Regions from separate parts of the Mus musculus genome. Here regions 2, 3 and 4 are each linked to region 1. A link is a loop called in an ENCODE intact Hi-C map of the cell type or tissue named here. Cell type or tissue: left cerebral cortex. All regions are shown on one strand. Region 1 holds the start of Mir1843a (microRNA 1843a). Region 2 overlaps Actn1 (actinin, alpha 1). Region 3 overlaps Actn1 (actinin, alpha 1). Region 4 has its middle 25 kb from the start of 2310015A10Rik.

What was found. Hi-C counts contacts between places; a loop is a spot of excess contacts. Peaks named below come from ENCODE experiments on the same cell type or tissue, not always from the same donor. Only the 100,000 strongest peaks of a DNase experiment are listed, where the experiment ranks them.
Region 2: it touches region 1 in a loop (5-fold over the local background); 28 of 42 quality-filtered maps call a loop at or near these places.
Region 3: a loop joins it to region 1, with 3 times the contacts of the local background. A loop is called at or near these places in 25 of 42 quality-filtered maps.
Region 4: it touches region 1 in a loop (5-fold over the local background); 22 of 42 quality-filtered maps call a loop at or near these places.

Annotation. Positions count from the first base shown.
Region 1 is chr12:80,386,942-80,391,941 of GRCm38, reverse strand. All of the region lies in intron 5 of Dcaf5 (DDB1 and CUL4 associated factor 5), which reads left to right. It overlaps Mir1843a (microRNA 1843a), which reads left to right and starts at 265; the gene lies at 265-329. It also overlaps Scarna3b. In left cerebral cortex, a CTCF peak has its summit at 2,277 (motif pointing right); DNase peaks (open chromatin) are centred at 2,277, 2,854, 4,044, 4,408 and 1 more place; H3K27ac peaks cover 3,136 bases.
Region 2 is chr12:80,195,939-80,200,938 of GRCm38, reverse strand. Actn1 (actinin, alpha 1) reads left to right here. Exons shown (of 21, transcript NM_134156.3): 4 at 1,872-1,958; 5 at 3,926-4,013; 6 at 4,466-4,544. Among named protein-coding and RNA genes, the nearest start is that of Actn1, 62 kb to the left of the region's middle. In left cerebral cortex, CTCF peaks have their summits at 996 (motif pointing right), 2,243 (motif pointing left) and 3,358; DNase peaks (open chromatin) are centred at 2,225 and 3,370.
Region 3 is chr12:80,165,923-80,170,922 of GRCm38, reverse strand. It overlaps Actn1 (actinin, alpha 1), which reads left to right. Exons shown (of 21, transcript NM_134156.3): 19 at 157-237; 20 at 1,907-2,065; 21 at 2,443-3,381. The coding sequence ends at 2,601. Among named protein-coding and RNA genes, the nearest start is that of 2310015A10Rik, 36 kb to the right of the region's middle. In left cerebral cortex, CTCF peaks have their summits at 2,486 and 2,733; DNase peaks (open chromatin) are centred at 2,073, 2,449, 2,639 and 4,039; H3K4me3 peaks cover 1,080 bases; H3K27ac peaks cover 1,109 bases.
Region 4 is chr12:80,155,038-80,160,037 of GRCm38, reverse strand. No RefSeq gene overlaps it. Among named protein-coding and RNA genes, the nearest start is that of 2310015A10Rik, 25 kb to the right of the region's middle. In left cerebral cortex, a CTCF peak has its summit at 2,102 (motif pointing left); a DNase peak (open chromatin) is centred at 2,096.

The sequences.
Region 1 (5,000 bases):
TAACATATTCAACTAGGTACATGTAGAGTTAATACATAGTAGTGTATCATGTTAACTGCTGTGTTTGAATGTGTGGTGCTGAGGATCAACTCCAGGGTATCACACTACATAGACATGCGAAAGAGGTATATCTCTAGCCTATCTAAGGGACAATAAGTTTGGTCAATAAGTTTGACCAAAAGGAATTCAAACTGGAAGCTGCAAAACCAACCATGTAGACAAAGGAGAAAATGCCTTTGTTTGCAGAAGGCAGCGGTCCTACATGAATATGGAGGTCTCTGTCTGACTTAGAATAGCTGGCTGAGTCTGATCGTTCACCTCCATACAACCTTAGACTCTCACTCTACTTACTGATTTCCTTATTAGTTTGTTTAGGATCTCTGCTGATTAAATGTACTATCTTACAAAAAGGAAATAAACTGAAGTTACTACTCTGTTAGGAAAATAAGTGGAAGACTATTACTTCATTGAGTATTTACCTTATTCCCTGTGAGTCCAGTGCTCACAACAGCCTCATTAACTGTGTAGAGAGCTGATGAAGGGACAAAGAGAGATCAGGATTAGGAGGACCCAGGAGCTTAGATGGAACAGTAGAAAAAAAACAGCAAAGAGCAGACCTCCTCATCGAATAGCTCTACTTAGGGGCTAGCTAGTCAGCTCCTCTTCCTTTTCCTTCCCTCTCTTCCCTAGTCCTTCTGTCTTCCCTTCTCTTCTTTGTATTTTGAGACAAATATCACTGTGGAGCCCAAGGTAGCCTCAATATCTGGCCGTCCTCCTGTGCCATCTTCCCAAGTGCTCACTACAAGAGTGGCCCCCACACTTAGCTAGCCGGTCTCTTCCCCTTCTCCTCTTTCCTACCTACTGGCACATTTGTTAAACGCCTGCTTTCTCCCCAGCGCTCTGTTCTATTCTCCATTGCTTTTCTTAATGCCGTCCTCACTCCTACAGTTTTTCTGGGTGAAATCCTGGAGCCCCGCATAGGTTTCCTTGCTCTAATCGTGCCTGGCACCTCAAGTTCCAGCAGCCTCTCCGTCATAGCTGTCACCTCCTTCCCATAGTTGCTGTCCACACTGCCTCTTTACTTGGAATTTTGTATTTAGAGCAGCAGATTCTTAAACAATTTTTGCTGTTGTCTTATAGCTCGTTGGGGTTATCTTTGTTCATATTTATATACCCAGAACATATATTGTGTATGATGCTATAAAAATTTAAATAATTTTTAATCAATAACCTATTTCACTAGATTGAAAAATAAAAGAAGAACTGCTTAAGCAGCCTGTCCTTCTGTGCAGTCTCTCTTCTTCTAGATACAACACAAGGATTTGTCCTCTTTTCTTTTGATTTATTAAAACTTTTGTTGTATACGTATGCGTATTCGTTTGCATCTGCATCATGTGTGTGCCTAGTGCCTGTAGAGACCAGAAGAGGTCATTGGATCTCCTGGAACTAGATTTACTGGTGTTATGAGCCATCATGTGGATGTTGGAAATCAAATTTAGGTCCTCCATAAAAGCAGCCTGTGGCTCTTAAGTTCTGACCCATCTCTCCATCCCCCTTTTTCTGATTTTTGTTACAGGGCCTTGTTTTGTAACACAGACTGGCCTGGAACTCATGGTGCCCCAGCCTCCCAAGTACTAGAACTACAGTTGTCCTAGTGTACACCGCTCTCCTTGTTGTTCATCTGCTCAATTCCTAGCTACCCGAGGAAACTCCCTCACTAGACCTCCCTGGCAGATCTTTAAAAGCTTGCCCCTTGTGTTCTTAGCACCTACCATGGCGTTGCCACAAAATATGTATCTAGTGAGTCAAATTTCCTCTTACTCTGAGGGGATTTTACTAAGTGACTCTGTTTTGTCCTCAGGGAAACCAGTTGCTGTCCTTTCCCAGGTGCAAGGGTCACTACCCAGAAAGAGGCATGCTAATCTGTTCTGTAGTTCTTGATTTTTTTCTGAATCTTAAAGGACCATGTTGTTTGCATCTTTAATCTCTAGTGTGTAGCATAGAACCTGGGATATTATGGGAACTTAGTAAATGTTGAGTGAATGCTTAGAACTATAGTCAAATGTAAATAGTTTGTTTTCAGTGTTCTTTTTAGGATTTGGGTGGGATTAAGACTATGTAGTCTAATCTTCTTGTCTCAGCCTCTCCAGCCAAGCAGTCCATACGTTCGAAGTGTAATAACAGGGACCTTAGTGGGAGGTACACACATTCCTGTTGGGCTTTTCATGTAAGAGACAAGGCCAGGTATTCTAGTAAAGTTGCTTTCTAGCTTTAAGGCACAAGGTGGCACTGTGAAATCAGTTTTGCTCATTGGTGGAGGACTCCAGGCTCACATGTCCTTTAGACTTCATGATTATCAAGCATCAGGTTGCTTGGTTTAAGTGCTCTAATGAAATTTGTGCCCAGAGATTGAACTGTTGGTCTAGAGCAGTGGTTCTCGACCTTCCTAATGCTGTGACCCTTTAATCCAGTTACTCATGTTGTGGTGACCTCAACCGTGATATTATTTTCATTGCTACTTCACAATTATAATTTTGCTACTGTTATGAATCGTAATGTAAATGTTTGTGGAGATGGAGGTTTACTAAAGCGTTCACAACCCACAGGTAAGAACCACAGGTCTAGAGTGAGACCTATGTATGAGCTACTGCCTTTAAGTAAATATTCTATACGCAATTTTAGCAACTTGGCTTTTCTCCAATAGTGGAAGGTGTCTGTGGTTGCCGAGAGAGGTTGGATTTTCTTTTAAGCTCACAGACCTATGGTCAGAGGACAGCACTGTGAAGTAGGTTTCTTGTCCGCTGCCTCTGTGGACTCCAGGGATCCAGCTCAGACGGTCAGGCTTACCCAGCAGTACTTTGCTCCCTTAGCCGTCTCTATAGTATCTGTCTTTTTAAAGACTTATTTTATGTGTGTGCTTTGCCTGCAAGTACCACGTGCATGGCTGGTGCTAGCTCTGGTGGAGGCCAGAAGAGGACATCAGATCCTCTGGAACTAGAGTTACCTATCCTCGTTTGTGGTATTTGTTAGCCACCTTGTGGGTATTGGAAACTGAACCCAGGCCCTCAGAGCTACATATACTCCTCAGTACCGGGCATCTCTCCAGTCCCTTCCCTGCTCTTTGTGGATTTGGGGCAGGGGGTGTTTGGTTTGGTTTTATTTGAGACAGATTTTATTTTTTTATTCACTGTAATTGAACTGTATGTAGCTCAGGCTGGCCTTGAACTTGTGATCTTCCTGCTTAATTTTTGAGTGTTAGTATTTTAGGCCTTCACCACAGTGCTTCCCTGAAGCCTCTCCCTTAAAGATAGCTTTGAACTTACTGGACAGGCAAATGTCAGGAGCTGTGTGAAACTTTTAAAGACAGGGTCTCACCTTGATGTGCAGGGTGAGGGGATACGGCGCGGGGGGGGGGGCAAGGGGGCCTGCACCTTCTCAAGAGAAGGGGAAGAGGGGATGGGGAAGGATTGTAGGAAGGGGTGACTTGGGGGGGGGCAGTGAGCAAGATGTAAAGTGAATATAAATAGATAAATAAAAGACAGACAGACAGACAGACAGACAGACAAGGTCTTCGGGCTAGAGAGATGGCTCAGCGGTTAGGAACACTGACTGCTCTTTCTGGAAGTCCTGAGTTCAATTCCCAGCAACCACATGGTGGCTCACAGCCATCTGAAATGGGATGCGATGCACTCTTCTAGTGTGTGTCTGAAGACATCTGCAGTGTACTCATATAAATAAAACAAATAAATAAATCTTTAAAAAAAAAAAAGACAGAGTCTCAATCTGTAACCTTGACTGCCCTAGAACTTACTATGTAGTCCCAGATGGCTTTAAACTAGTATAAATCTGCCTTCCTCTGCCTTTCCAGTGCTGGGATTAAAGGCATGGCACCTCACCTAGTTTAGGATTTTTAAAATTTTTATTTTTATACTCTAAGTCAAGACTTTTATAGACTGCTATCTTGATCTTTTAGATAATATATTCAAACCACTGTTTATTACTGGCTTCTGTTCCCAGCACACACATGGTGACTTACAAACCAACCATTTGTAAGTCAGTCCCAAGGGACCTGCCTCCTACCTCAGGCCACCTCTGACATTGCACACATGCACACAGACATACGAGCAGGCAAACACTCATAACTATAAAATTAATAAAAATTTAAAAATTAAAACAAAAGGATGGAAGCAAGGAAGTTTAGTTGCAAATTCTTTTGATAATCTAGTACAGCATGAAATCATTCGGGATGGTCATACAGAATTTGTTAAATATAAAAATAAGTAAAATACAAAGTGTTGCATTGCATGTAATGGTGATTTGTGTCATAAATGTGGGTGTACTGGGAAGCTGCATAAAATGCATTTATTACAAAGATATAAAAAGAATCTGGAAACCATGGCAATCACACTGTCAGCCAGAGCGACTCATTCTTGGCGAGTGGCTCCTGTATGAAGCACATCTCCTCCTGCATCATCCTGTCTCACTCGCCATACTCTGTGACCTCTTGGTCTTCTTTCATTTCAGGGGTTTTCCCCTAAAAGTTCTCAGAAGCTATCCAATTGCGAATATTGTTTTCTGATCCTTTCCTGCTTGGAATCTTCCAGCCCCTTCCCCTTTTGCTTTTTCCCCTGTTCTGTGGTCTTGTCACCTAGGGCTGTGTGTGCACCTCCTTCAGATCTCCTCCACCTTCCGAACTTCAGATCTTCCTCCCTGCTCCTGTACCATCCCTGGTGCTAGTAGCAACTTCCATCTCAACCTCCACCCGCCCCCTCCCCCCCATTATCCACTGACTAGCCTTTCCTTAGCTTTAGCTTTTACCCTAAGGTCAGGGCTGAAGTTATGTGGAACAGATTCACACATGATCTCTTTCACAAAGCTTGTGGTAAGGAGGCGTAAGGATATCTTTTGTTTTTAGACAAAATTTCATCTTGTTCACCAAGCTGGCCTCAACTTCTTAGTAATCCCCCTGCTTCAGTCAACCCTGAGTACTGGGATTAAAG
Region 2 (5,000 bases), 190 kb after region 1:
TGTAATAATGTCTGGGGACATGATAGCTGATTTCATGTTCTGTATTTATTCATGTCTCTCTCGCCTGTTTACCGATGAGAGCTTAGACTCTGTGCATATCAATGTAAACCTTTTTAGCGGTACGGATGACAAAGTACTGGAGGTTGTAGATCAATGGTTCTCAACCCTCCTAATGCTGCAACCCTCTAATAGGGTTCCTCTGGTTGTGGTGACCACCCCCCCAGGCATAAAATTATTTTTGTTGCCACTTCATAGCTGTGCTTTTTGCTACTGTTATGAATTGTAAATATCTGGCATGCAGGATAGCTGATATATGACCCCTGTAAAAGAATAGTCTGACCCCTAAAGGGGTCAAGACCTATGAGCTGTTGTAGATGAAAGCTGTCTTTTACAAAGGTCATTATGAGGTGGGGCTTGGTAACACACACCTGTAATCCCAGCCTTTGGGAGGTGGAAGCAGGAGGAGCAATAGGCCAGCCTGGGTACGTGACCCCCCCCCACCCACCCCAGCTTTACAGACTCATCTAATGCCTCCCCTGTAGTAGTTCCTGCAGAGCTCGGGCTGACTGTCCTGAAGGGGAAACAGTTGTCTCCCACCACAGCTGTCTGGGACTCTGACATGAGCCTGTGGCCCGTCACTATCTGTGGCTCTGTTAACAAGTTACAACATGCTTTGTGTCCCAAGTGAACACTGGTGTTCCTTTGCCCAGCACACTAGTGTATTGTGGAGGAGAATAAGTAAGACATCCCTCAGATACTTTGTTCTTCACTGAGAGCAGCTTGCCATGGGCCTGCGGCTTACTGTCCTGTTCTGCAAACTGGTTTGGATTAAGAAGCTTCAGCTGAGCCTCACCTTTCAGCCCACAAGACTGAAACAGCTCTGTGGCTTAGGCTAAATTATAGTTTTCATTTGTTTTAAGTTGTCCTTACTTTTATTTCATATGTGTTTGCCTATATGAAGGTCTGTGCACCATGTGCTTACCTGCAGAGGCCAGAAGAGGGCGCTGGATCCCCTGGAACTGGAATTGCAGATGGTTGTGAGCTGCCTTGTGTGGATGCTGGGAACCAAACTGGGTCCTCTAGAAGAGCAGCCACTGCTCTTAACGCCTGAGCCATCTCTCTAGTCTTGATTTATATTTTTATTCTTGAAACCAAGCCTAGAAATCAAGAAAAAAAAAATGGAAAGAAAGGAAGGGAGGGAGGGAGAGAGAGAGAAAAGAAAGAAAGGAAAATGTGATAGAATTTGTTGAAAAGTGCAAGTACTAAATATGGCAGGGTGTCTGAGCTGTCATCTTGAGTGCGTTTTAAAACAAAAATCTATTTTAAAACTTAGGGCATCTTGAGGTTGACCAATCAGAGGGTTGTAAATGGCACCTCTTAAAATGGACGTGTGTAGCTTTCTTTTCCCTCCAGCTCTCTGCGGGAGTGGCTATTTTGAGAGCTGTGATTGTTCACAGACCCCATTTCATCGACCTCCCCCTCCCCACCTACGTGAGGGCTTAGAAATCCATCCCCTCCTATCCTCAGACTGGGTGACCATGGTTCCGGGTGTACAGCATCCTTCCTGATGAATACACTGTCTCAAGAGAATCACCTGTCCCTCCCTCACACCTCAAGTAACCTCTCCTGGCCAATCAAAGTGTCTGTGTGGAGCTGGGTGTGGCTTAGGAGCGGTGAGATCTGTGTGTGCTAGGTGTGATGTGTGTGAGTTTAATCCCTTGCGCAAATAAACACATGAATGAATATGTCAGTAATTTTTTTTTCCCTCCTGGAAATGGGCGGTTTGTGATGTTTGACGTCTAAGTGGCGTGACATGGCACTGTCTGGCTTGCTGCGATCCACCTAACGTGTCCTGCCACTGTTTTCTGTAGAAATTGTGGATGGGAATGTGAAGATGACCCTGGGCATGATCTGGACCATCATTCTCCGCTTTGCCATCCAGGACATCTCCGTGGAAGGTGGGTTTCTGCTTTGTTCTGTCCCTTCTCAAACTCTTCTCCCCCTGCCTTCCCTACCCTGTCTTCCTCTCTCTAGGCCCATCCAGAACTCCCTCATATGATTTCAAATAACCCCCAAAAGTATGTCAGCCCAGCGGCATTTCTGGCTTTGAGAATGCCAAGGCTGTTGTGGTTAAGTGTCTAAAAGCCTCACTTGGGCCCTTAGTGGCAAAGGATAAGAAACAGAACTTAGGAAAGTGAGGGGAGCCCCATGCCCACTGATGCGTTCATTGCTCCCCCTGGTGGCTACCTTCCAGATGTGCACAGGTTGCCCTGGTATGAGAGAGCAATCTCTCTGTATTCCTTACTCAGCCTTTTAAAAAAGCTTTGTGCCTGATATTCTGCTTATATCACATACTGTTCAGACTTTTCTATGTACATGATATATACATACAATAAAACCACACCTTTTTAAACGATGAGATTGAGATAAAATGCTTTTAAAATATACAGATTTAATTTTTTATGTGTATGGGTGTTTTTACCTGAATGTGTGCCTGCATATTGTGTGTGTGCCTTGTGCCCCAGCATCCAGAAGTGGGCATTGGATCTCCTGACACTGGGATTACAGTTTTCAGCTTCCCAGATGTGAGTGCTGGCAACCGAACATGAATCCTGTAAGAGCAACAAGCACTCTTAACCACCGAGCCATCTCTTCAGTCCCATAAAGATTTATTTTATATGTATATGTATATGCATATGCATCTGTGTGTGGTTATACAGGTGGGTGCTGGTGCCCTCAGAGGGCCAGACGCATTGGCTCCTGGAGCTGGTGTTATAGGCAATTGTGAGCTATTCTAACATGGGTGCTAAGAACCCAACTCAGGTTCCCTGCAAGGGCACTGAGCCACTTCTCTAGCCCCATGCCAACTCATAAGTAGATCTCACCATGTACCTCTGGTTAGCCTGGAAGCTGCTGTGTAGACCAGGCTCCCCTTGAACCCCAAGAGATCTACCTGCCTCTGCCTCTGCCTCTAGAGTGCTAGGATTAAAGGTGTGCCGCACACACCTGGCTCCCATGCCAATTTTATAATTGGTTGTTTGTACTTGAATCATTATAACCTTTGTGCTGATTCTTTTTTTTTTTTTTTTTTTTTTTTTTTTTTTTTTTTTTGAGACAGGGTTTCTCTGTATAGCCCTGGCTGTCCTGGAACTCACTCTGTAGACCAGGCTGGCCTCGAACTCAGAAATCCGCCTGCCTCTGCCTCCCGAGTGCTGTGATTAAAGGTGTGCGCCACCATGCCCGGTATTTGTGCTGATTCTTTAACATTATTTTAAAAGTCCATTTTATAAATTAAATATGTGAGGTCACTCGGGAACACCACTAGTAGTAAAGGCCACCACCTGCAGTTCACAGATCTGAACACACGGGGGCAGTGCAGCCTGAAGCCTTGGAGCTGGTAGTTCACCATCCCCTTGGGTGCCTGGCTTTTCAGATACCTGCCCGATCCACATACAATGACAGGGCACCAGAGCCAGATCAGTGCAGTAACAGGAAGAAGCCATGTTTCAGCCGAGCCTGGACAGGCATCCTTTCTTCCTGGTTCTCCACGCTCACCCTGTCAAGGGGCTTCTGGTCATGTAAGCTTCACGGGCGCTTACAGCTGTCCTTGGGACAGCCACCAGTTGCTGACTTACCTTATATTACAGTCATCTCTTGAATAGAAGGGAGTTAGGCAGATAGCCTCAGAAAGCTGCTGCTGCCTGGACGTTTTAGTCTATGGTGTGAGTGGCTTGCTTTTTTTTTTTTTTGTTTCTTAAATAACTTTTCCAACTTTGCCCAACAAATAGACATGGCGGCCTAGACTTCCTCCTGCCTCGTAACAATGGAATTGAGCTCTTGAGGTTCCTGTAGGGCCTCTTATGAGCAGTGTCCTCCCTCCCCTGGGTCAGCCCACCGACCTCCTTCCTCCACCCTCTTTCCACAGAGACTTCAGCTAAAGAAGGGTTACTCCTGTGGTGTCAGAGGAAGACAGCCCCATATAAAAATGTCAACATCCAAAACTTCCACATCAGGTGAGTGCTGCAGCCAGGAGGAGGCTGGCCTGTCTCCTCAAGGCCTCCCCTGCCCCACCCTTGGTTGGAAGAGAGTTGGTGGGGGGGAGGGGGCGTCTTCTTGGGAAGGGTATGTCCCTTTGAATCTGCCATCCCTCCCTGTGGTGTCTTGGACCTGACTGCTGCCCATCACACCTCTGTTGATATTTGTGACACTGTCAAGACCCCCAAGATTGTATCAGGAAGCCCAGGGTTCCAGATCAACAGACTAAGGCTTTAGTGAACGGGTTGGGTAGGTGGGTGTGGTGGGTTCATCTCGACTTGCCAACCACTCAGAAAACCTTGACCCTAATCCCTGGGAATGTGGCAGGCAGAAAGTCTCCCTTCCCTTCCCTGTCTTCTAAATCCTACTTCAAAGGGTTGCATAATAAACATCAGAAGTCATGTTCCTCCCCCACTCTCTCCCTGGACAGTTGGAAAGATGGTCTTGGTTTCTGTGCCTTGATCCACCGACACCGGCCCGAGTTGATTGACTATGGAAAGCTTCGAAAGGTACTTGTGCTCATTTGATCTCATGCTGTCCTCTCTTGCTCAATGACTGGTCCCTAGTGGGTGGAGACGAGCTGAGGGAAGACAGAACGGGACCACTTCTGGGACCCCAGTGTCCAGCCTGAAAGTTGTTGGCCTTATGGACCAGCTACACTGAGCCCCATCCAGAAGCAAGCAGGAAAATGCTTTTTCTGTTACCCAGCGTGCACATCCCGGGTCCCTTTGCACGTATATAGTCCACCTATAAAGCTACCACCAGCACTAAGGTGGCCGTGTTTGAGCAATGGTATGCAAGGTTTCTCCTTTCCCTTACTTCTGGTGTCATACAGTAACTGTATTAATTCATGATATAAAACATCTCTTATCCAGAGAGACATTTTTTGTCCCTGTGTCCCTGGCAGGCACTGCAGGTTTGGTTTCTTGTGTTGCCCCCTCAGTTTTATTTAAGCTTTTGAGCTG
Region 3 (5,000 bases), 220 kb after region 1:
CTCCACCCTCTCCATCCATCCGCATGCCTTTGTCCCCGTGTCTCCCCACACACACCACCTTCCACCCCGGGGCATGGCCCACCCTCCCCCACCCCCCTCACGGCCTCCTCTTCCCTGGCACCGCATGGCTCGCTGCCTGGCGCACCACGGCCCCAGGATCACTCCGGCACGTTGGGTCCCGAAGAGTTCAAAGCCTGCCTCATCAGCTTGGGTTATGATATTGGCAACGACCCCCAGGTACTCGCCTCCTGCATGGAGCACGCTCAAGGGTGGCCTCCGGGGCGAGAAATAACGCATTTCTCCTTTTTTTCTTCTCTCTCTGTCTGACTCTCCCTGTCCCCCTTCCTGTGGGCCACGGGGCTCATCCTCTTCTGCTCTCCCTGCCTGCCCACTGTCCGGTTCCTCTGACTTCTGACCTCTGCCTTCGGCTATCTTTCCTGGGAACCTGCTTGGGTGTCCGCCTCCTCTCCCTCGCCACATCTCATCTGTGGACTGGACTTCTGCATTTCTTTGCTCTGACCTCCTTCAACATGTTCCTCCTACATTCTTCGGCTACTCCTATTCTTCGTACCATAAACTGGGTCATTCCTTTCCACTGTCTTCCTGGCCTCTGGCTGGCCCCTCCTCCTCCCACCTGTCTGTCCCTCCTGTGTCTTGGCGCCACTGCCCTACAGAAGAAGACGGGCATGATGGACACAGACGATTTCCGCGCCTGCCTTATCTCCATGGGTTACAACATGGTAACGTAAACCCCCTCCTCCGCCTGCCAGGCTTTCTAAAGTTGCCTTGGCCGGGAGGCAGCCACCTGACTGGAGAAGCTAAGTCTTAGTAATGGTGGACAAAGGCTCTTAGGTTAGAACTGCCCTCCTCGGGGGAGTCCCTTATGGCCATCCTTGGGGAAGATGGCACCTGAAAACCAGACCACCCATGGGGCCAGGGTGTGGCTGGGAGGCTTAGCCTCCTCATCATGGTCTCTGAACCAGTTTATCTTATGGTACTTTCTGTGGAGAAAGGGCTTTTTCACTCCCACAGTGAACACCAGCTGTGGACGGCCAACCCCAAGGTTTATAGAATGATAATTCTACTTTGTCTTACATGACAATGGTGGTTTATACTTCTGCCCTGGTAGTAGCTCCATCCAGACCTGCCACCACTCGGTCTTGACCCAGGCCTCTCGCTAACCTTGTTTTGTCCCCTCTGCATCCAGCTGAGCTGGATAGGACCTTAGCTGGATAGACAGGTGTCCACTGAACCAAGTACAGAGCCCATGGGATGCCCAGCAGGGTTAAAGGCTAGACTAGAAGTATACTCCGTAAATTCCACATTGCTATCAAAGCTTGTGGTCTCAGATGTAGTGAGGAAACCTCACAACGTGGTTGTAAGAGTTAAATAAAGTGATCACAAGGACTGCGTACTTGTCTGGCACACTTGTCATGTTAAGGAAACAGCATATGTTGGAGCTAGACTGCCTGCGTCCTAATCCTAGCTCCCTACCTCCTAGCCATGTGACCTTGGGTAAGTCACTTACCCTGTCTGGGCCTCAGATTTCCCATACAATGGGAATACTATGATTTTATTCAGTTGTGATGATAAGATGAATTTAGAATATTAGCTGGCCTATATAATACATGCTGTATGAGTGTTAGTTAGCCATTGTTGAAGTTATCGTCATTATAATTAATACTACCCATCATTTTCTGTAAGTGAAACCCAGAGCTCTGCAGGGGGTGGGAAGTCCTGAGACTCACAACGTTTGGGTCACTTTCTCACCCTGGGGCAACCCAAGCCAGATCAGATGTCTGTTGTGCCTCCTGTTCCAACCATAGGCAACTTGGAGCTGGAGGTACACTTGAGATGCCCCAGTAGGCCGTTAGGGTGACAGGTGTGGGTTGGTTGTCTCCTCCAGGGAGAGGCAGAGTTTGCCCGAATCATGAGCATTGTAGACCCCAACCGCTTGGGGGTAGTGACGTTCCAGGCCTTCATCGACTTTATGTCCCGAGAGACGGCAGATACTGATACTGCAGATCAGGTCATGGCTTCCTTCAAGATCCTGGCTGGAGATAAGGTAGGATGTGCTGACGCTGAGACAGTGGGTGGTTACTGTAAATCGGTAGGATGAATGAAAAAGTCCGAGTGAAATAGGTTTGGAAGGAAGTTGAAGTAGATACTAAAATGGAAAACGTGACGTGTTTAAAATACCATATACAAGTGATATATTACTTGTAAATATATAATATGCACTTAAATATATATATGTACATACACACGGATGTCTCTGTTATATGTATGCACGCACGTATTCTACAGATCAAGTAGAGCGAGGAAATTAGAACACGGGTACTTAACATTCCCGGCAAGTTTACGACCTAATAGTTGCGGCAACGCCGCGTTGCTTTCCGGCCGCTGCCGAGGTTTCCGACCCTGACCATGCTTTCTCCGCAGAATTACATCACAGAGGATGAGCTGCGCCGTGAGCTGCCCCCTGACCAAGCCGAGTACTGCATCGCAAGAATGGCCCCCTACGCGGGCCCCGACTCCGTGCCCGGTGCTTTAGACTACATGTCCTTCTCCACGGCACTGTATGGCGAGAGCGACCTCTAACCCGCCCCTGCCTCCCTCCACCACCCCCCCACCCCCGGCCTTCTGCGCGTGCGCCCCACCCTGCTCCTCCTCCTCCTCCGCCCAGTCTGGCTGGCTGGGTTCATTATTTTCAGCTCAGCCACCAAGGGGGCAGAGCTCCGACCCAGGCGGCATCAAGCCTCCCTGCCCACAAAGTGACAGTTTACAAAATTATTTTCTGCAAAAAAGGATAAAAAAAAAGTTACGTTAAAAAAAAATTTTAAAAAGAAAAAAAAAAACAAACAAAAAACTACATATTTTATTATAAAAAAAAAAGTATTTTTTTCTCCACCAGTCTTAAATGGAAAAGAGGAAAAATTAACTATTTGCACCGAAATGTTTTTGTTGTGACATAGGAAAATAACCAAGCACAAAGTTATATTCCATTCTTTTTACTGAAGTTTTTTCCTCCTACCTGTTCTGTCTGCTGTATTCATTTCTCTAATTTCATGCCCACTTGGGGGTGGGGTAGGTGGGTACTCTCATCAGAGGCACATTGGTGCATGTGTGTTTGCTAGCTCACTTGTCCATGAGAATATTTTATGATATTAAAGAAAACCTTTTGAAATGGCTGCTTTTCAAAGAAGATAATTCATGGCTTCTCATTTTTCAGTCTCTTCAAAAGTGTGGCTGGCCTGTTTTATGACTGCAGAGTTGTTATGTTTTTTAATTTTGAATATTGCCTATTAAAGATAGGACAAACTTGGAGATTATGATGTTGCTTGGCACAGACTGTATTAAAACAACACTCCCGTGACATTACTTTGCTTGTTCCTTTGGCTGACTTCCAGAAGTGGGGGTGGGTTGTGTCAAGAATGGTGTGGGGTACCTGTCCTCACCCACCTCTAGATTTCTGAGCCTGGTTTGGTACATTCTCACTTCTTTAAGAGGAGAAGATGGCCTCCTCTATGTACAGGGGAAAGCTAACAAGCGCATGAAAGAGCCCCTGACGAAAACCCCCAGCTTTCTTGGTTCTCTGTGGCTGTCTGTGACTTCTCTGTGACCCCGACCATTTTGTTTTTGCTGCAGGGGACAGCTTGGATTGTGTCAGGGTTGTAGTCCTCTTTCCTACTCTAAGTGTTCCATAGAGTACTGGGGCTTGGTGGCAGGGTGTACAACCAGCCTATGCCAGGCCCTGAATTCAATCCCTTGAGACCCCAAAATGTGCCACAGATAGTAGCTGTTGGTCATTGCAGGGACTCAATGACAATGCAGATTGCCAGCATTCCCCCCATATCCAAACATATATGATGATAAGCTCCAATTTATCATTTGTTGTCTAAGAATATATGGTGGTGGTGGGAGCCTGTTGTTAGAATTTCCAAGACTACAGAGCAGAGCAAGAGCGATCATGGTTAAAATAACTTTGCAAGTAGAGATATGTCGAGTTGGGGAGTTCTGCCTGGGGGCGGTTTTAAAATCCCTGGCTGTGCCTCCTGAAAATGGTGGGCTGGCTCTTTGCCAGGTTCCCATTCATTAAGTGGTGCTGTTATAAAGTGATGGTAAATGGGTATGGAGCATGAGTGTTGGCTGTGGCCAATCTAAAGATTCTGTTCAGAAGGGAGAATCACTTGAAAGTAGGTCAATGGGTAGGCCCCTACCGCCAAGCCTGAAGGCCCAAGTTTGATCCCTGAGACCCACATGGTAAAGAGAACCAGCTCTCAAAAGTGGTCATCTGACACGTGGATGTGCACACACATGCTCGCACACACTAAAGAAATACATTTAAGATTTTTTTCTTTAAATAGGATAATCCTTAGTATTAACTGCATTTAGGGGGACTAAAGCCATCTGAACTTTCTGGGCTAAGCTAGAGAAGTCTATGGTGAAACCTTGTAGGGATTGGTTCAGGGGACATTCTTGAGCTCTCAGTCTGGTCTGGCCTCTGGGCCACTGAGGATATCCTAGGTGAGGGATTGGCTCTTACCTTGGGAAACTTATGCATTTACCCTTAAAAAAGTAGGAATCGTGGAAGATAATCTATGTCTGTGGAGAAAGCACTAGTAGTAGGGTGGTCCTGGTTTCAAAACCTTGAGAGGGCAGAGATATTTGTTTTTAGCTATTTTTATGCAAATTATCTTAAGATAAATGTAGGCTTTGGGGGAAGAAAGTCTTTTAACTGAAAGTTTTTCAGACCCAGGATACAAGCATTCTGATGCTCCAGTTTCTAAAGGTGTGGGTAGTCTATGTCCTTAGCAGGGCTTTAAAAAAATTTTTTTTTAAGCATTTGTTTACTGGAGGACAGGGGTCGTGTGTATACCGCAGCAAATCAGGAGGTCACAGGATAACTTGGAGTTGGCTCTTTCCTCCAGCACGTGGGTTCCAGGGATCAAACTCAGATTAACAGGCTTGGTGGCAAGAGCCTTTACTTGGTGGCTGGT
Region 4 (5,000 bases), 230 kb after region 1:
TCTTAGGCAACCCCTGTAAGAGGGTCCTTTAACCCACAGGTTGAGAAACACTGGGTTGGTTAGAGACTTCATTAGCTTGGCCAAATTCAAACACGAAGGGAAAGAAAATGGCTGCGTGGAGAGGCCTGACAGCCCAGCCCGGACCTTTCTGTTGACAAGTGGGGACCTGGAGTGTGTTTCTAACCTACCAGTAGGTAGGCTATGGCAGAGCTAACCCCATCTCCTGGAAAGCTCAATGCACGCTACACAATAGCAAAGTTTGAAGCCAAAGCAAGTGAGAGGATAGAAGAGAGCCAGCAGGAGTCTTTGGGTTTCATAGAAGATCAGGACCAGATGATAAAATAGTTCATCAATGGCCCAACCCAGTGACAGCTGTGACACTCTATAATCACCGGTTAGAATCCTAACCAAAGCTGGTGAAGCCAGGACCGTTTACTGGCTTAAATAACTGATGTATCAGGGTAATGCTGGTTTCCCATAATGCTCAGGCAGGAGTCAAGCAACAGAGCAGGGTTTCATTCTCTCTGGTTTGACCCCATTCTCAAATACCTCTCTCCCCAAGGTGGCAAGATGGCAGCTGCTAACTCTAGCTTCCCCAACTTTCCATGGCTAGTAAAGAAACACATGGGGGTGAGGGGAGTGATATCCACTGTGGGCATGCAATAAGGCAACCCCAAACAGAGCATAGGATTTGCTTGTAGGCTTGGCCTCACTTAGGTCCTGTGCACATCTTACAGTGGGGTGTGCAGCCCCATCCCAGCCACGTGGATTCACGGCAACATCTTAGGGCTCTGCAAGCAGCCAAAAGATGTTCAAAGGCCAGCATGTACCACAGATACCCACAGTGACGGGGGATGAAGGGATTTCTGTCCTGGGCCAGAGGCTGTGGCTGGAGGAAAGGGGAGCTGGGACTGGGTGGACAGCTATAGGGAGCCTCCAGCTGCTACCACAACGCCTGTACCTTCGTACAGGCCCATAGGGGAGCACAGAAGACACCCAGTCTGAGGACCAGCAGGCTCCTTCAGGGATGGGGTATGAGTGCCTCCACGTGCTTACATCAGGGATTGGTTGGTTTCTCACTGTGTCCCTATTCATAGTCCAGTCCAGCTGTCTACTGTGGTAGCTCATAGCTCACCATTATCCACCACTGGCTGGCTACCTGTCTGTCCCTCATTCTCTTTCCATGTCTGCCTCTTAACCTCCCACATAGACCTCATGTAGTGGTGGATGCCCAAATGGACATATTGACCATTCTCCAGGTTCTGCTTGGAGAGTGGCTATCACTGGGAACCTCTGTCTAGCTCCTGAGATGGGAACCCAGTCCTTCCAAGTGCTAGAATGGTTTGATTCTGCAGGGTGGGAAGCCATTCCTGGAGCCTGGTTGAGGTGGGAACCCTGAGAGTCTAGAAGGAGCTACCACCCCACCTCCCCCGAGGCTTCCTGTATATTTTTCCACACATACCCCAGCTGGAAGGGTGGAGAATGGTAGCCTGTGCAGACAGAAAGTGGGGGGGTATTTTGGTGTGCAGTTGTGTGGCACTGCAATGACCAGTAAACTGTCACTGGGCATGTGTGGGAGACCCTAGGCTTAGGAACAAAATTGTTACTTTATAATTCGAGGCATTGGGAAAACTGGGTTTTAAAGAAAAGTATTTTAGGGTATTATATAAACTGTATTTTAATAAGCTGTGTGTGGACTTGTAGGCTTTATCTTAAGTTACAGTAGTCATAAAGGACTTCTTGAAGGAGGGTGCACATCAGCGGAATGCTGCGGCAAAGTGAGAAGCCTATGTAATTCTCAGCCAGCTTGCCTTCCACACAACTGGGGAAGAAAATGCTGTTTTAGAAGTGTTTTTTAAGATAAGAAAGATAACTTAAAAATAAAAGAGAATCCCAGCACTAGGAAGTCAGAGGCAGGTCTAGCGCTCGCTCTTAAGTTCAAGGTCAGCCTGAGCCACCTGGGGGATTCTAGGTTAGCTAGAGCTACATAAAGAAACCCCCGTTTAAATAAACAACCAACCAAGCAAACGAATGAATGAATAAAAATAAATGACCAATTTAAAAATAAAAGATAGGCAGATGCTGCCCTCTAGTGGCCAGATGTAAAATTACAGCTTTTCATAGAATGGAAAAGTGCAGCCAATCTACCCATTTGGAGGACTTAGAACAGGTCCCAGGATTGTGAGTGACTATGTACAGCCGTAGCACAGAGTGGCGACAGAAGCACCTAGGCCCATTAGTAGGAAAAGAATGGCTACCAAGCGTTAAGCACTTACTTTATGTTGGTCTAAGACAAGTGTTTTACACTTGCTCTAACTTTACACTTATCATTATTATCCTATTTTATGTTTGGTGTTTTTGAGACAGGGCCTCCATATGGCCCTGGCTGTCCTGGAACTTACAATGTAGACCAGGCTGGCCTTAAACTCGTAGAGATCCACCTTCTTCTGCCTCCAGAATGCTGAGGTTAAAGGTGTCAGCTGCTATGCCCAGCTTCTTACCCTTATTTTAAGAGACGAGGACCTAAGGCCTTGACTTCTCACATCTGGGGTCTCACTGATCCAAAAAGCAAAATGTGTTCATCTTAGTAATGGTTCTGAAACTTCAGATTTAAACAGGATTTTAAACAAGCAGGGTCCTAGGCTCTGTCCCAGAGATTCTGAGGGTGGGTTTAAGAGGGGCAGACTACGGATTTGTCCCTTGAATGTTCTAGGTTGGCGCAATAACCAATCTAAACGAGTTTATATCTACACTTTGAGACAACATAGATTAAAAACTCAGCATTACTAAAAGGGACTTTTTTCTGGACATAAACAAGAACTTTCAAATAGTCATCTCTCTCTCTCTCTCTCTCTTCATATATACATATTATACGAGTACACTGTAGCTGACCTCAGACACTCCAGAAGATCCCATTACAGATGGTTGTAAGCCACCATGTGGTTGCTGGGATTTGAACTCAGGACCTTCAGAAAAGCAGTCAGTGCTTTTAACCGCTGAGCCATCTGTCCAGCTCCGACTCATATATTCTTTTTAAAAATGTGTATTTGCCAGATGGAGGTGGCACATGGCTTTAATCCCAGCACTTACTTGGAAGGCAGAGGCAAGCGGATCTCCAAGTTTGAGGCCAGCCTCATTTACAGAGTGAATTCCAGGACAACCAGATCTACACAGAGCAGTAACCCTGTCTGAATTTTTTTTTTAACTTTATGTTTGTTTTGCCTGCATGTATATATAAAGTGCACTGTGTGCATACGGTGCCTCTGAGAAGACCAGAATAGAGGGTTGGAGCTCCTGAACCTGGAGTTACAGACTGCTACGAGCCACCATGTGGGTGCTGGGGATCTAATCTGGGTCCACTGGAAGGAAAGCCAGTGCTCTTATCCACTGAGTCATTTCTCCAGTGGCCTCCTCCTCGCCCTCCCCCTTCCTTGACATGCCTTCCCCCTCCTCTTTTCTTCTTATCAGGGGTCCTGAGCCTGCTTCTTGCTGCCATTCGATCATGTGATTACATGGTTCTCCTCATGTGAATTTAGCACCTTGGTGATGTGGGGCACCTTTGTGCTGCTGGCAAAGGTCTTAATGGTCCGGCACAGCATGTCTGTTGGGCTCAAATGCCCCATCTGCCATGAATAGGCTGCAGTGGGAGGGAGTGGGGGGGTGTGGAGCTGCAGGGCTAGCATCAGCTCCTGGGGCAGCTGATTCCTAGGAACCATCCAGGGAGCAGGGAAGAGCTCTGGCTGGCTGTTTGTGAGCTAAGTCCTGGTGACCATGGGTCTGCTCTGTGGGGAGCTCACAGGATGCCTTCTCCACAGAGAAAGGAGTCCATGAATGTAAGCCCAGGTTCTCTCAGGGCCTCAGAAGTCAGGGCAGCAGCATGCCAACTTTGGGGAAGGTTGGCAACAGGGAGGCCAGCCACTTCATGGTCCTGTCATTCCACATTTGGGGAACTTTCAGCTGAGCAAGGCACAAAGACAAGGGTAGGAAGTCCCCTGGGCAGTGGCCACAGGCCTAATGGTTTCCCAGGCTCAAGGCCTCTGAGGCCTCTGTCTGGTCCTTTAGGGACTGGAGGAAGACAGACCCAAGCTTTGAGGAGCAAAGATTAAGCCGTCTCAGCCGTGTGGGAAGGGATTGGCTCTGTGACTGGGTCCTGCCAACCCTGGCCCTCAGCTCAGGAACCTGGGCTTCAAAGGCCTGTGACTTAGGGAAGGGCCTGTGCCTCTGTGAGGCTTCTATGAGGTGTGTGTGTGTGTGTGTGTGTGTGTGTGTGTGTGAGAGAGAGAGAGAGAGAGAGAGAGAGAGAGAGAGAGAGAGAGAGAGAGTCAGCTCCCGAGGCTGCCCAGGGAGGAAAGCTGTGCATAAGAGAATGAGCAGAAATACCAACGGTGTGTTTGCAATTCTTTTTTACATGTTGCACCTCTCTCTCTCTCTCTCTCTCTCTCTCTCTCTCTCTCTCTCTCTCTCTCTCTCCCTCTCTCTCTCTCTCTCTCTCTCTCTCCTGTCTTTGGCAGTTGTTAGATTGGAAGTTTCATATGCAAACTCAACTCTGGGAGCAGAGGGTGAATAATTCTGGAGCCATGTGTCCATGAGTGGGTCTGGGATCAGAGGCCGCTCCAGTTGCATAGTGTCCAAAGAGGAGGCTGGCCTGCAAGATGACTTGCTCCCAAATGCCAGGAGGACATCATTCTTTCTAGGGTCAGCAAGGACTCTTCATACCCCACCCTATGCCCATAAGGCCCTCCCAGACTCCTTTGCCTGAGCATTTTTTTTCCCTCTCACAATTTCTCTTCTTCCTTTTTTAAAGATTTGTTTTATGTCAGGTGGTGCCCACCTTTGATCCCAGCACTCAGGAGGCAGAGGAAGGCAGATCTCTGTGAGCCTGAGGTCAGCCTGGAGTTCCAGGACAGGACAACCAGGGCTACACAGAGAAATCCTGTCTTGAAAACCAAAACCAAATCAAACCAAACCAAGCGCCAGAACTTTTCTATCAGGACAGGGAG